Regions from separate parts of the Homo sapiens genome. Here all the other regions are linked to region 2. A link is a contact called in ENCODE Hi-C data. All regions are on one chromosome and are shown on one strand. The core of a region is the stretch at or near the end of the contact, and the rest is flanking DNA. Distances in the headings are between cores, read along the strand shown.

Evidence for each region. Hi-C counts contacts between places; a loop is a spot of excess contacts on that map. Pooled maps may share reads with other maps.
Region 1: a pooled map shows a loop between it and region 2 (2.4-fold over the local background). The contact joins the enhancer-like site here to the promoter of AKAP19 in region 2. A Hi-C loop is called at or near these places in 2 of 37 single-sample maps with no recorded cell type and 5 of 50 pooled maps.
Region 3: a pooled map shows a loop between it and region 2 (4-fold over the local background). The contact joins the promoter of STAT4-AS1 here to the promoter of AKAP19 in region 2. A Hi-C loop is called at or near these places in 2 of 37 single-sample maps with no recorded cell type and 4 of 50 pooled maps.

Annotation. Positions count from the first base shown.
Region 1 is chr2:190,807,626-190,811,448 of GRCh38, reverse strand. No RefSeq gene overlaps it. Among named protein-coding and RNA genes, the nearest start is that of GLS, 71 kb to the left of the region's middle. Within about 2 kb of position 1,473, at least 3 of the 41 ENCODE cell types and tissues checked have a DNase peak (open chromatin) inside an H3K27ac peak, as active enhancers do.
Region 2 is chr2:190,178,694-190,182,797 of GRCh38, reverse strand. AKAP19 (A-kinase anchoring protein 19) reads right to left here and starts at 1,935. Exons shown (of 2, transcript NM_001042519.2): 1 at 1,689-1,935. RefSeq lists an enhancer at 1,182-1,981 and silencers at 1,760-2,209, 2,480-2,579.
Region 3 is chr2:191,018,581-191,022,779 of GRCh38, reverse strand. STAT4-AS1 (STAT4 antisense RNA 1) reads right to left here and starts at 1,254. Exons shown (of 3, transcript NR_136318.1): 1 at 1,225-1,254. LOC124900514 (a long non-coding RNA gene) reads right to left here and starts at 2,237. Exons shown (of 2, transcript XR_007087796.1): 1 at 1,436-2,237. RefSeq lists enhancers at 1,364-1,981, 2,125-2,574.

The sequences.
Region 1 (3,823 bases), core at 224-2,723, 630 kb before region 2:
GGCACTCCTTTGTACCACTTACTATGTGTCAGACCTGGTATCTTGATTTGACCTCATTTTGCTTACAGCAACCATGTTTTTGTTTCTTGCAACAACCAAGTTTCTGTTTACTTACGGCAACCAAGTGATTTCTGTTGTTATCTCTATTTCATGGGTGAGGAAATCGAGCATTAGAGAGGGCAAATAAAGTACCCAAAGTTAGAGATTCGGCAAGTCTTTGGGTTCATAATATTTGAACCCAAGCCCTCTGATCCCATAGTCCACATTCTTAACCACTGTACCAGTGCTTCTCAAAGTATAGACCACTGACCGTCGGCACCAGGGTCACTGGGTGCCTGTTAAAGTGCAAATTCCTGGGTCCCATTTTCTATCTACTTACCTGATGAAAAGGGATCTGGTGAAAGAATATTCAAGGCAGAGAAAACAGCAACTGCTGAGGTGGGAATAAGCAAGGATCAGAAAAAGGGTGAGAGAGGCTGGAGCACAATGAGCCCAGGAGGGTGGTATGAGGTCCGGAGGCTTCGGATTTTGGATCTCTTTTCTTCTTTTCCTTTCCTTTTGCCTTTTGCCATTCCTTTTGCCTTTTGCCTTTCCTTTCCTTTCCTTTCCTTTCCTTTCCTTTCCTTTCCTTTCCTTTCCTTTCTCTCTTTTTCTTTCTTTTTTGAGAGGGTTGCACTGTGTCACCCAGGCGGAATGCAGTGACAATCACAGCTCACTGCAGCCTTGACTTCCTGGGCTCAAGCATTTCTCCCACTTCAGTCTCCCAAGTAGCTGGGACTACAAATGCATGCCACCACACCCGACTAACTTTTGTGTTAGGGGGTGGTCTCCCTGTGTTGCCCAGGCTGGTCTCAAACTCCTGGGCTCAAGCAATTCTCCCGCCTCAGCCCCCCAAAGTGCTGGGATTTTAATTTTTTATTTAGTTAGATGGGAAGCTCTTGGACAGTGGTAAGCAGGCGAGCGATAAGACCCACCTCACATTTGAACAGATGGCAGCTGTCACTAAAGAGTTGTAGAGTTGTGGAATTTTGGAGTTGTAGAGTTATAGAATTGTGGAGTTGTGAAGCTGTGAAGTTGTTGTAGGGAAGCAGCTGCCCAGCCAGCGCACTTCCTTGCATCTAGAGATGTCATAGATGAATTCTGGCCATTGGAAGGAGAGCAGAAGTGATTTATGGGTGACTTTTGGGCAGAGGTATTGAAGGAGCAGATATGCCTGCTTCATGTTCTCTCCGCCCTTCTACCAGCTGGGTGTTGATTCCATGTATTAAGATGACTGGGCTCTCCCTCTCCCAGCCTGGCATTGACAAGGAGTCCCCACATGAACTATTCCCTGAGCAATAAAAAATGGAACACAAAATGTGTATTATTCAAATGTGGGGATTTCCTTGTTACAGTAGCTACTATTACCTTAAATGATACATGACTCATGCTTTGCCAACATCATTTTGGCTGCTATGTGGAGGTGGAAGGGGGTGGCAGAGAGACCAAGGTAGAGGCTACTGCAGAAGTTCTAATGGGACTGGGGGCTGGCATAGATTACCTGGGTGGCACTAGAGTGGTGGAAACTGGAGATACTAGATATATTTTGGAAGAATTTTCCCCCAAACCAGCAAGATGTGCCATTAGATTAAATGGGGATGTGACAGGAGAGATAAATCAAAAGTGCAAGGTTTTCAGCTTGAACTCACTGAAAATACAGAGATGCCATTTTCTGAAGTGGGGACTGGAATATTTGAAATCTTCTCCTGCCTGCAGTTCTCTCACTCTGCAATTTGCCCTGAACAACCTCCTAGTTGTGGACCTTAGACCACATGATTCATCCCCTGAGGCCTCCTCCATACCCTACAGACCTCACGTGTACTTCACGTGTTCACGCTGAAAGAAAAATTTGTCCTACACTCTCTCGGCCTGAACAACTGACTACTTGATAAAATAAGATTTGTAAACATAAAAAAAAAAGCAATTATAACCTCAAATGGGTTTAAGTTGCTTTCCCATTCTTACCAGGCCAGAGCACAAATAGAGAAGGAATGTGTCTTTCGTGTTTGCAATTAGGAAGTGAAGGAGATGGTGCTAATCATAGAGTTTCTGTTAGTTCTGGGCTGACCTTGTTTGAAGTATGGTTGCAACACACTTTATGACCCTACCAGCTCAATGGAATTTTTGTTTATTGCTTCCTCTCCTCTCTGTGTCCTCTGACTGTGGGTCTACTCAGTATGACAGTCTCTCCAGGGCAGGATTGTGTCTGTTTACCTTGTTCTGCACTGGACTTCACTTACCATGGTGGCTGTGGCAGAGCTGGGTCATTAGGACTCTTTGGAAGATAATGCCCTGTGAAAGAGGAATGGGGTATAGGAAAAAAGAGGCAATGGGCATGAAAGATGTGAGAATGGATGGGAAAAAAAAGATATAATAATATAAAATAATGTCATATATGAAATAATATAAAAAATAAATTGAGTATTTGTTTTTCAGTTAACCAATGTCAGAATATATATTATTCTAAGACCCTCACTCTACTCTGTTGTCCTAGGAGCTCTGGAGGGAAGCATTAGATATGGCTCTTAACCTCAGGGGGCTTACAGTCCAATCAGGAGACCCAATGCAAATGGAACAATGAATCAAGATACTATCTAACAGGACTAGACCATGCCAGTAAGTGCTGTAGGAGTTTAAAGATGAAGTAGCTCTTTGAGGCTGCAGTAGTCTGTTGATGGTGCTTCTCTCAGGAGGTCCCAGGAGGGGTGACTGTTCTTTCTGGAACATGGTCATGGGAAAATCCCTCATACCTACTTTAAGCCAGTAAAAGAGAATGTCCAGAAAGGCCAGGTATTTGGAATTGGACCTAAGTGACAGGCTTCATATACAAATATGCATTGGTTTACGGACAATTGTATAGTTTTTTTCTTCACTGCCACCTAAACCATCATTATCAGCACTTGAGTCCTCTGTGACCATCACTGCTGTCCATGGGCAGTATGCACAAGTGGAACAAAGCCAACGCCTCAACTGTGAGACAGTTTGTCTCTTAGGGTTAGGGAAGATGAGGGCTAAGGGTGGAGGGAGAAGGTACAGCATGGCGAAGCTCATCATAGATCCCTTGGAACACTATTCCTACTGATTTGTTACTCCCTTTTCTCCCTCCATGCTTTGTCTTTCCCTGTTACACACACACTGTTATTCTTCATCTGTCCGCAGCCCAGTCATTGGAACTTGGATGTAAGTGGCTTCTACAACCAAGTGAGGCAGAGAAATGGGCAGCAGTGATGACTCTATAAAGACTTTTGTCCTTTCATTCATTCAAGGTGGTGTACAACCCAAAGATGAACACATGACCCTTGTCCTCAAGCAGCTCAATCTGTGAAAACTATCATATGAGTTAATGTGGTAACAGAAGCATGCGCACAAAGTACTCTGGAACAACAGGCAGGGACCATTTAGACCTGCTGCAGTGTGTGTGTCTGTGTCTGTTTATCTATGTATTATATGCAGGCAGATTGTGAAAAAAGACAAGTTTCACAGAGGAGATGATACATGATCTTTTCTAATTCACTGAAGCATACAGCTATCAAAGGCCTGAGGACTCTTGAAAGATGAGCAAAATTTCATCATGCAGAGAAGGGAAGTGTAAAGACAGGAAACAGCATGTGAAAGGCATTCTATTCTATTTAAATCTAGGAATACTGTCTTTAGGATGTTCTTGGCTGATTAAATCAGATGCATCATCATATTATACTATCATGATTTACCAATACTGGTTATTGCCTAGATTTTATCCATGGACTCTCCATTGGCATCATTAGTGATGAGAGCTGGAAGCTTG
Region 2 (4,104 bases), core at 686-3,185:
AAGCACACGGGGTATGGAGGTGAGGTTTTTAGTCAACTTCTGAGTATTTACTACAAATGCCAATTAAGCAATAGATTATTTTATTTGAAGATGGCAGCTCATTGCACCCTGCACTGTTTGGGTTAAACTGACTTATTGAATTCAATTTTGGGCTAAGGATCTTTAGCACAGAGAGGGGTCTTAGGTAAGGAAGGAAACATAAAAACTAGTATTTATTGAAGATAACTAACATTTACTGACTCCTAGGCACCTCTACTAAGTACTTTATTAATATTATTAATTTAATCCTCACAGTAACCCTAGGGTTAGACAAAGTATATTATTCCCATTTTACAGATGAGAAACTGAGGCTCAGGGATCTGAAAGGCTGTCAAGCAAAGGAGACAAAAATATTATTTTGTATCACTTTAGACCTTTCATTTCTTAACTATTTTTGGGTCATGGACCCTTTTCAGACTGACTAAAGTTTCAGATCCTTTTTGCAGAAAAATCTTGTTTCTAAGTTCACAGTTGGAGCGCTATTGGCCAGGTAGGACTAATGAGAAACAGGTACTGCTTCCTAAGTGATTGTCAGTTCAGCGTAAACAAGGCCTTGCTAACAACAGAAAAGGAGGAACCCGTCAAAATGTAATGAGCTTCCTGTCACTGAAGTGTTCAATCAAAATGTGGCTGGCCTGTCAGGAGTGCTACAGAGGAGATAATAAAATGGATTGGAGGTTGGTCTACAATTTTAAAGCATCCTTTTGTTACAACATTGTGTGGACCTAAATAAGTAATGATTATAATTTTTGTTTAATGGCAAAACAAAATTAAAAACTGAAATTATTCTTCCAGACCATTCTGCTTGAAAGCAGAATGCCTAAATAATGTTATTTGCCATCTATTTATGATAGCCATGTTAGGTGTTTGAAAACAGCCTCATCCAAAGGGAAAAAGGAATAGCCAACTGTTGATCTTGGTTTGATTTATACTTTGTCATAATAAAAGTAGATTCCCTATTCCTCCGAATTCTTATCTAAAAATTTCCCTGAGAGAGCTGCCACATACACTAGATCCTAAAAAGATGGTCTTTGATAAGAACATTTACTAGTTTACAATTTTATGTTAACCTAATTCCCTAAAGGATAGGGGAAGGGCTGGTGTCAGACCAGAGACAAGAGAGACAACTCCAATTGTTCCGCTTTGCTTCTTTGACCCCTTAACTCATGGCTAAAGGATCTTACCCGTCTACTCCTCTTAATTTCTTATTTGCATCATTTCACCTCAATATTCAGCCTCCCACAGCTCCAAAGAGCACGAGAGCTAATACTTTGCTCATGATATGCCATTCAGAGCACAAGCCTGACAGCTTGGCATATCAATGCAATGTTCACGGGCAAATCTCTTACCTGAAAATCTTCACTCACTCTTCAGGTAGGCAGCAGGGTGGAATTGCAACTCATAATGAGATACCTTTCACTGGGAAGCCCAGAACAAAATTGAAGGGGTAGGGGCTAACTCTTCTCGATTAGGGGACGGAGATGTGAGGCTCTATCCACGGCAGCTGGCTGAGAACGGTCTCGTTTAATTAAAGCCTCCTGTAACTCATGGGTTTCTGCCATTGAAAAATCTAAAAGGCACAGCTGACAAGCAAAGACCGACAGACACCCGCCCTTCACCAGTCACCCACCTCCCAGATGTTCACTTACACAACACGTTGCCCGGCAGCTGCGCGCCCATGGCACGTCCGGACAGCCGTGGGGTCCCGGAGGCAGCCTGCGCTCAGGCCCGGGGCGGGTCTCCGAAGCTCCCGGAGCAGCCCTGTCGTGGGAGGGGGGCTTGCTGGCGTCTGGGCGGGCGGCAGCTGAGGCCGGGCGGGGGCAAAGTGCAGTCCAGCTGCCAGGGCAGCGGCGCCGCCTTCTCGCCGGCGCCCGGCTCAGCCAAGTGGCAGCATGTGGAGGACGGGGCGTCCTTCGGCGGCGCCCGGGCTCCCGGCCCCTCCTCCTGCCGTCGCCGCCGCGCCCGCCGCGCGCTCCTCGCGGGTTCGCGGCCCGCACCTGGCCTCCAGATGGCCGCCCAAGGGCGCTCGGCTCCAGGGCGCGCCCTCTGGGAGCGACCCACGAACTTCGGGTGGCAGAGGGTTGCCTCGATACTTCCTCAGGCGCAGGGTCCGAGGCAGGGGCGGGCGGAGCGGAGCTGGGCTGCCAGCCGGTTGGTCTGGGCCACCGCCCTCACGCCCCCCGCAACTACCAAGCAGCTGCCGGCGCCGCAGCGGGAACAGACCCGCAAAGGTCAATGAAAGCAGAAGCCAGCGAGGCATCGCAGAGGTCAATGAAAGTAAGAGCCAGCGAGGCATTTCGCTGGCCCTGCCCCTGGTCTCGGCCCCCTGGGCTGCGAACTCTCCTGAGCTCCGCCCTGGTGAGAGGGGGCGCTGCCCTCCAAGGCCTCTCCCCCGCGGGGCCTGCCTTGGGACAACAGGTGCTGGGCCGGGGCACTGAGCCCGCCTGCAGGGGGCCCCGCAGCCTGGCCGCGGCCTTCCCAGCTAAGGGTTCTGCGCTTGGGCCGGGCAGAGCTGCCAGACCTGCTTTGACCTGAAACCCCACTCTCGCAGAGCTAGGCCAGGGATTCCGCCCTTCCCACCTCGTTTGCACCATGAGTATGCAGAGCAAAAGTGTTGGAAGTACTTAAACATTTAAAGGACATATCCATTTTATACTTTTCCATACAGAAATACTCAAGAACATTTTCCAAGCGTGTTTCTCTTTCAAACAAAGTATCTCTAAAGGCCATTTTCTCACTCTTTAAAGCATTGAATACCACTGCCTCAAAACATGGCCATTATTGAGTTACACTTCCCCGCACAGTCCATGTGATGCCTGCATCTGCCCAGCATGATTTCTAGCAATAGTAAAAGTCCCAAGAGAACTACAAAAGAACCATTATTTTCCTTGTGTTCTACAACGGATTAGTCAATGCGAAATTCATGCTTGAAGGGACCTTAGTGATAATTTTGACTCCACATTACAGATGAGGACACAGAGGCCCAGAGTTCAGCAGTACAACGAAAGAGAGTGGAACTTAAAAAACTAACAATCTATAAACTGAGACTTAGCTCTTTGAAGGTACATTATAGTAAAAAATAAACCTAGATTGCAGAAGAGTTGAGAAGTTTAAGTTACACAAAAATCTATCCCAGAATCTCAGATTTTAAATGAATCAAGCATTCTTATTTTTATCCAGGCTTAAATTAGCTAAGGTTATATACAAACCCAGTGGCCCAGAAATGTAATTTTTCTTCATGCTAGTATGATTAATGGGATTGGAGTTGGTACATCCTGACAATCATAGAATGTAAGTATACCTATATTAATTGATTTTTCTGATAAGTATCATTTTTTTTTTCTTTTTTTTGAGATGGAGTCTTGCTCTTGTCGCCCAGGCTGGAGTGCAATGGCGCAATCTTGGCTCACTGCAACCCCCACCTCCCAGGTTCAAGCGATTCTCCTGCCTCAGCTCCTGAGTGGCTGAGATTACAGGCGCCTGCCACCATGCCAGGCTAATTTTTGTATTTTTAGTAGAGACAGGGTTTCACCATGTTTGCCAGGCTGATCCCGAACCCCAGACCTCAGGTGATCCATCCGCCTTGGCTTCCCAAAGTGCTGGGATTACAGGTGTGAGCCACCGCACCCAGCCAGTATCAATTTTAATGTATACAAATTGATTATACTTACATAAAACAAATTATTCAGTTCTACATATTTCAGGCACACCATGCTAAATAATTATGCTCAAATGCAAGGTTCCACTTTTAGGCCTAGTTCTTCACTTAAGTTATGTAATTTTCTTGTGCTCTTCCTTCCCCAGCTTTAAACTTCTATCAACCTAGTGCTGGAATCATCCTTAGGAGACCCCTGGGTTCCACACTGAGGGGATGGCGTCAGTTCTTGATGTGATCTAGGCAGAGGAGACACTTAGAAATTTGTGTTTTTTACTTCCCAGTTACCAGGTCAGAAGGAAAGAAAAAGTGGGTGAGAGTCTCTGGCCTCCATCAGAAGAGAAACCCATAAACTTGAAAATTTCTTTCACTCAGTTTGAGAACAAATTGGACCAGCCTTTGGTCTACAG
Region 3 (4,199 bases), core at 5-2,504, 840 kb before region 2:
CATTACACTCAAGGGCATTACTACTTCTGCCCCTAGTAAAAGTCCTCCACAAAGAATGGCATGAACCCGGGAGGCAGAGCTTGCAGTGAGCCGAGATGGCACCACTGCACTACAGTCTGGGCGACAGAGCAAGACTCCGACTCAAAAAAAAAAAAAGTCCTCCACAACACTCTTATGTCAGGCTTGACAGTCATCTTCTTAGACATCTCACAGACTGATAGACTGCCGCAAACGGAAAGAACTCTGCCGTCCAGAGAGGGCAGAGAGAGGGGAGAGGTTGGAAGGGGTGTGAAGGAGTAGAGCTCTCATTAAAAGTCCTTTAGGGAAGTTTTTTGCGCTATGCATGCTCATTATTCTCTTCCCCCCTCAATTGTGGCTCGATAGGTCTTAGAGCCAGTGCTGAGATCTGAATGGCTGAATTAACCTGTGATTCCTGATCTCAGTGTTGGTCAGTGACGTTCATTTATTCATTCAAAAAATATTTTTGAAATATTTGAAAATGCCTGTATCAGGCATTGCTTTGCTTAACCAGGGTTTCTGAACCACAAGACACAGAAAGTGATTTGCTTGACGATTTTCTCAGTTCTCCCAGGGATGGCATACAGTGACATTCTAGATATACAGGAGAGCAGGGAATTCATTACACACATAGATACCCTGGGGGATTAGACTGAATTGTCTCATGGAATACTGGATGGAAAAGGCTGTTAACACAGAACAAACTCCCTCCTGTTGTGAACTTACACGCTGGCGAGGAGAGATGAAAACAGACAAATAATAAACAGGGATAGGTTTAACAAGTGTTATGAGGATTGCAAGTGTGATACAGTCACTGGAAGAAGCAATCAATGAGGGTGTCTTTGAGGAGATGATGACTGAACTGAGACCTAGAGAATGGGAAGGAGGCAGTCCATGAACACAGTCAGGAAAACAGCATCCCAAAAGACCAGTGTATGTATGCATAGGGCTCAGGCAGGTAAAAACTTGGGGTATCTGAGGAACAGAAAGAGGCTAAGGGGATTGAGGGGAGCCTAGTGAAGTATGGGGTGAGATAAGATGAGTAAGAGGGGTAGGTGAGCCCAAATTGGCGGGCCCTGGATTCTTATTGCAAATTGAAGCCAGCAGAGGCTTTTAAACAGGTGAGTGGTGTTATAAAATTTGTTTCTTCATTTAAGTGAACATCGAACAAGGTTGCTATACAAGAAATGCCCCCAAATTCCCCACCTAGGTCTGGCTTCCACAGGGCAGGCACTCAGAAGGGCTCCACGCTTGGCTTCATGCTCTCCTGTTGCCTTCTTGAAATTCTTCATTAATTTTGAGTAAGGGACCCCACATTTTCATTTTGCAACGGGCCCTCCCTGCAAATTACATAGCTGGTCCTGTGTTGTTCTAACAGGGGAAAATAAACGTCTATTTGCATAGTAGGACTCTGTACCTTAGGGTCTTGTTTGTGTGCAGCCATTTTGGGGCTGGTCGTCACTCTCACAAGAGGCTGGAGGTTGGGGCCCAATGAGGTAGGTAGGCCCTTTCACACACTGGAGGTTCTAGGTGGGTGCCGAGTTCACCCTAAGAAGGTAGAGCCCCTTAAGAGTAGGCGAGCAGAGCCCAAAGAAACTCAGTCTCGTGCCTCCTAGAACCATTGAGTAAGTCACAGACATTACACAAAACTCTTGTTTCCTCAGCCAGCCGAACTTTCGAAATCATTGTCCAGTGACTAAGCATTCTCCATTATACTTCTCCCACGTTCCTTCTGGTATAATCACCACAACTGAGAAGGCATGGGGGCGAGAAGACCCCAGAAGAAAGAGGCAAGCCCCTTGCAGACCGAGCCTGAGGACGCCTATAGAAACTGCCAGACCCCAACCTCTGGTTCAAGGGCAGCTACCCAGGCTGGCTGAGGGTCACAGCTTACCAGACAGGACAAGATCTGAGTCAGTGCAAGTGCAAACTGTGTAGATAGCGAAGTGAAGCGGGTAAAAGAGACCTTTTCAGGACAAGGAAAGAAACGGTGGAAGTGCAAGGGTAAGGTTTCCAGCACCTTAGGTGCAGAAATCAGGACACGTTTCCCTCCCTCCCTCTAAGGTGAAACGGCAGCCACCCGCGCCTCCGCCTTCCGTCGTGTGCAGAGCTAACACTCGCGCGTGCGGGCCGCGTGGACCGGCCTCTCTGGGACCCCGTCCCGCAAGCCGATCTGCAGCCCCAGGGCGAGCGTGCGAGCAGTGCGCCCGCCGCCAGGGAGAAACCGTTGGGAGGAAGCGGGCTGCGGGAAAGCCCCGCTGCGCCTGCGTGCTGCGCCTGCGTACTGCTCCCGCAGGCTCTAACTTTCGCTTTTCGGTTTCCTCTCAATCCCAGTCCTTCTCGCTCCCGGGCAGTTTCCCCGAAAGCACGTGGGGCGGCTCTTCCGAGCACTCGCGTCCCTCCCGCCGCGCGCGCCGGGCCAGCTGTTTCCGAAGCGGTTCAAACTGCACCGCGCAAAGCCAGGGGCGTGGGCGGGCCCGGGCTGCTCTACCTGCGCTCGGAAAGCTAGGGCTCCAAAGCGTTCCTGAGCGGTTTTTGACCGCGAATGTGATAGTGCTCATGGTAAACACTGAAAATAAATTACATAGACATATCTTACTACCCAGACACATTAACATTTTAGAGTATTTTTCCTTCTCCCTCTCTGTTTCCATTTATTTACATTTCTATATATTATTACAATAATAGGATAATACTGTCTATGTTTTCTTTCCTTCATTTTCATTTAATTTTATACGTGGATATTTTCCAATGTGAAATTAAATAGTCTTTGAGAGCCTAACTTTGATATTCTACTATATGAATTGTGCTTTAACTGACAGTTGGAAAATTCAGTTTCTGATTTTTCACTGTTACTAATGAAGCTGCTATGAACATCATTCTGCATAAATCTTTCATCTATATCTGATCACTTCCTTATAGCAGATTTCTGTAAGTTCAAGAATATTATAAAAACTTCCAAAAAAAGATTGTGTTCCCTACATTATAATCGTCAATATAATTCTGGTCGATGTGTTATTTTTCCTTCATGTAAAGAACACAGCTTGCTTGCATATGGCCATTTTCCTAAAAGTATTCATAGCTTTCCTCCATATTGGGATGAAATATGTCATGTACATATTGCAGTTTTGTTCAAACCGTGATATGCATCCCTGCATTTTAACCAGCTGCTATGTAGGAGGCCTCTTGTACTTATTAACTGGAAAGAAAATACACACACCAAGACAGGTAAGTGACTGTACAAAACCCAAATCCAGAGAACTACAAGAAATGATAGAAATCTTTTATTTCAATTCTATTATATTACAGATGAACAAATACAGTTTACACTGATGAAGTGACATTCACAGTATAATAGCAAGCCTTACAGAAAGGAGGAGAGGTGAAGAGGCATTGACTGGAATTTTTAGAAATTCCTACTATCAGATATTTAGCTTATAACATTATTAGAAACATTGGGACAATATAGCTGAAATGCAAAATGGTAGCTGGAAGGAGAGGGAAAGTTAAAACATATTACTACAGATTGGTTCATCAGATTTGTAGCTGTCATTTTGAAATAGATCAAGGCTGTAAAGAAAGCACAGAGCCAGTAAGTTTTTTTTAATAGGAATGTGGTAAGGACACAGATAAAGTATTCCTTAAGGATGAGAGACTCCAGGGGAAATTCCCATGGTTGGGAAGGGCAATGGACCTGTTCCACTTAATTAAGTTCCACTTACTTGTTTTAGAATTCAGTTGTAGGATGTTTTGCTTCATTTCATAAATTCTTTATGAGTGATCTATTGCTGCATAACAGACGAAACTATTCCCAAAACTTTGGTAAAACATCAACCATTTATCAGTGCTTGTGAGTCTAGGGTATGCTGGGGAGTTCAGTTCACCTGGGTCAGGCCCCCACTTTATCTTGCCTGGGTTCTCTCATAAATCTGAGGTCTAAACTTGAACAACTACTGTGATTCAACTGTGGTCTGTGTGGTCTCTCATGCTCCTGCAAGCTAGCCGGACTTCTCATGGAGGCTGGGCAGGGTTTTGAGAGCGGAGTGTGTAAGGCCTCTTGAGGCCTAGACTCTAAATGTCACAATGTCACATCTGCTGCAAGGTGGGGAAATAACAGAGCAGGGAATAATCTGGCCATTATTGAAAATCATTGATCAGGAGAGCCTTCTTAGTTTCAGTTT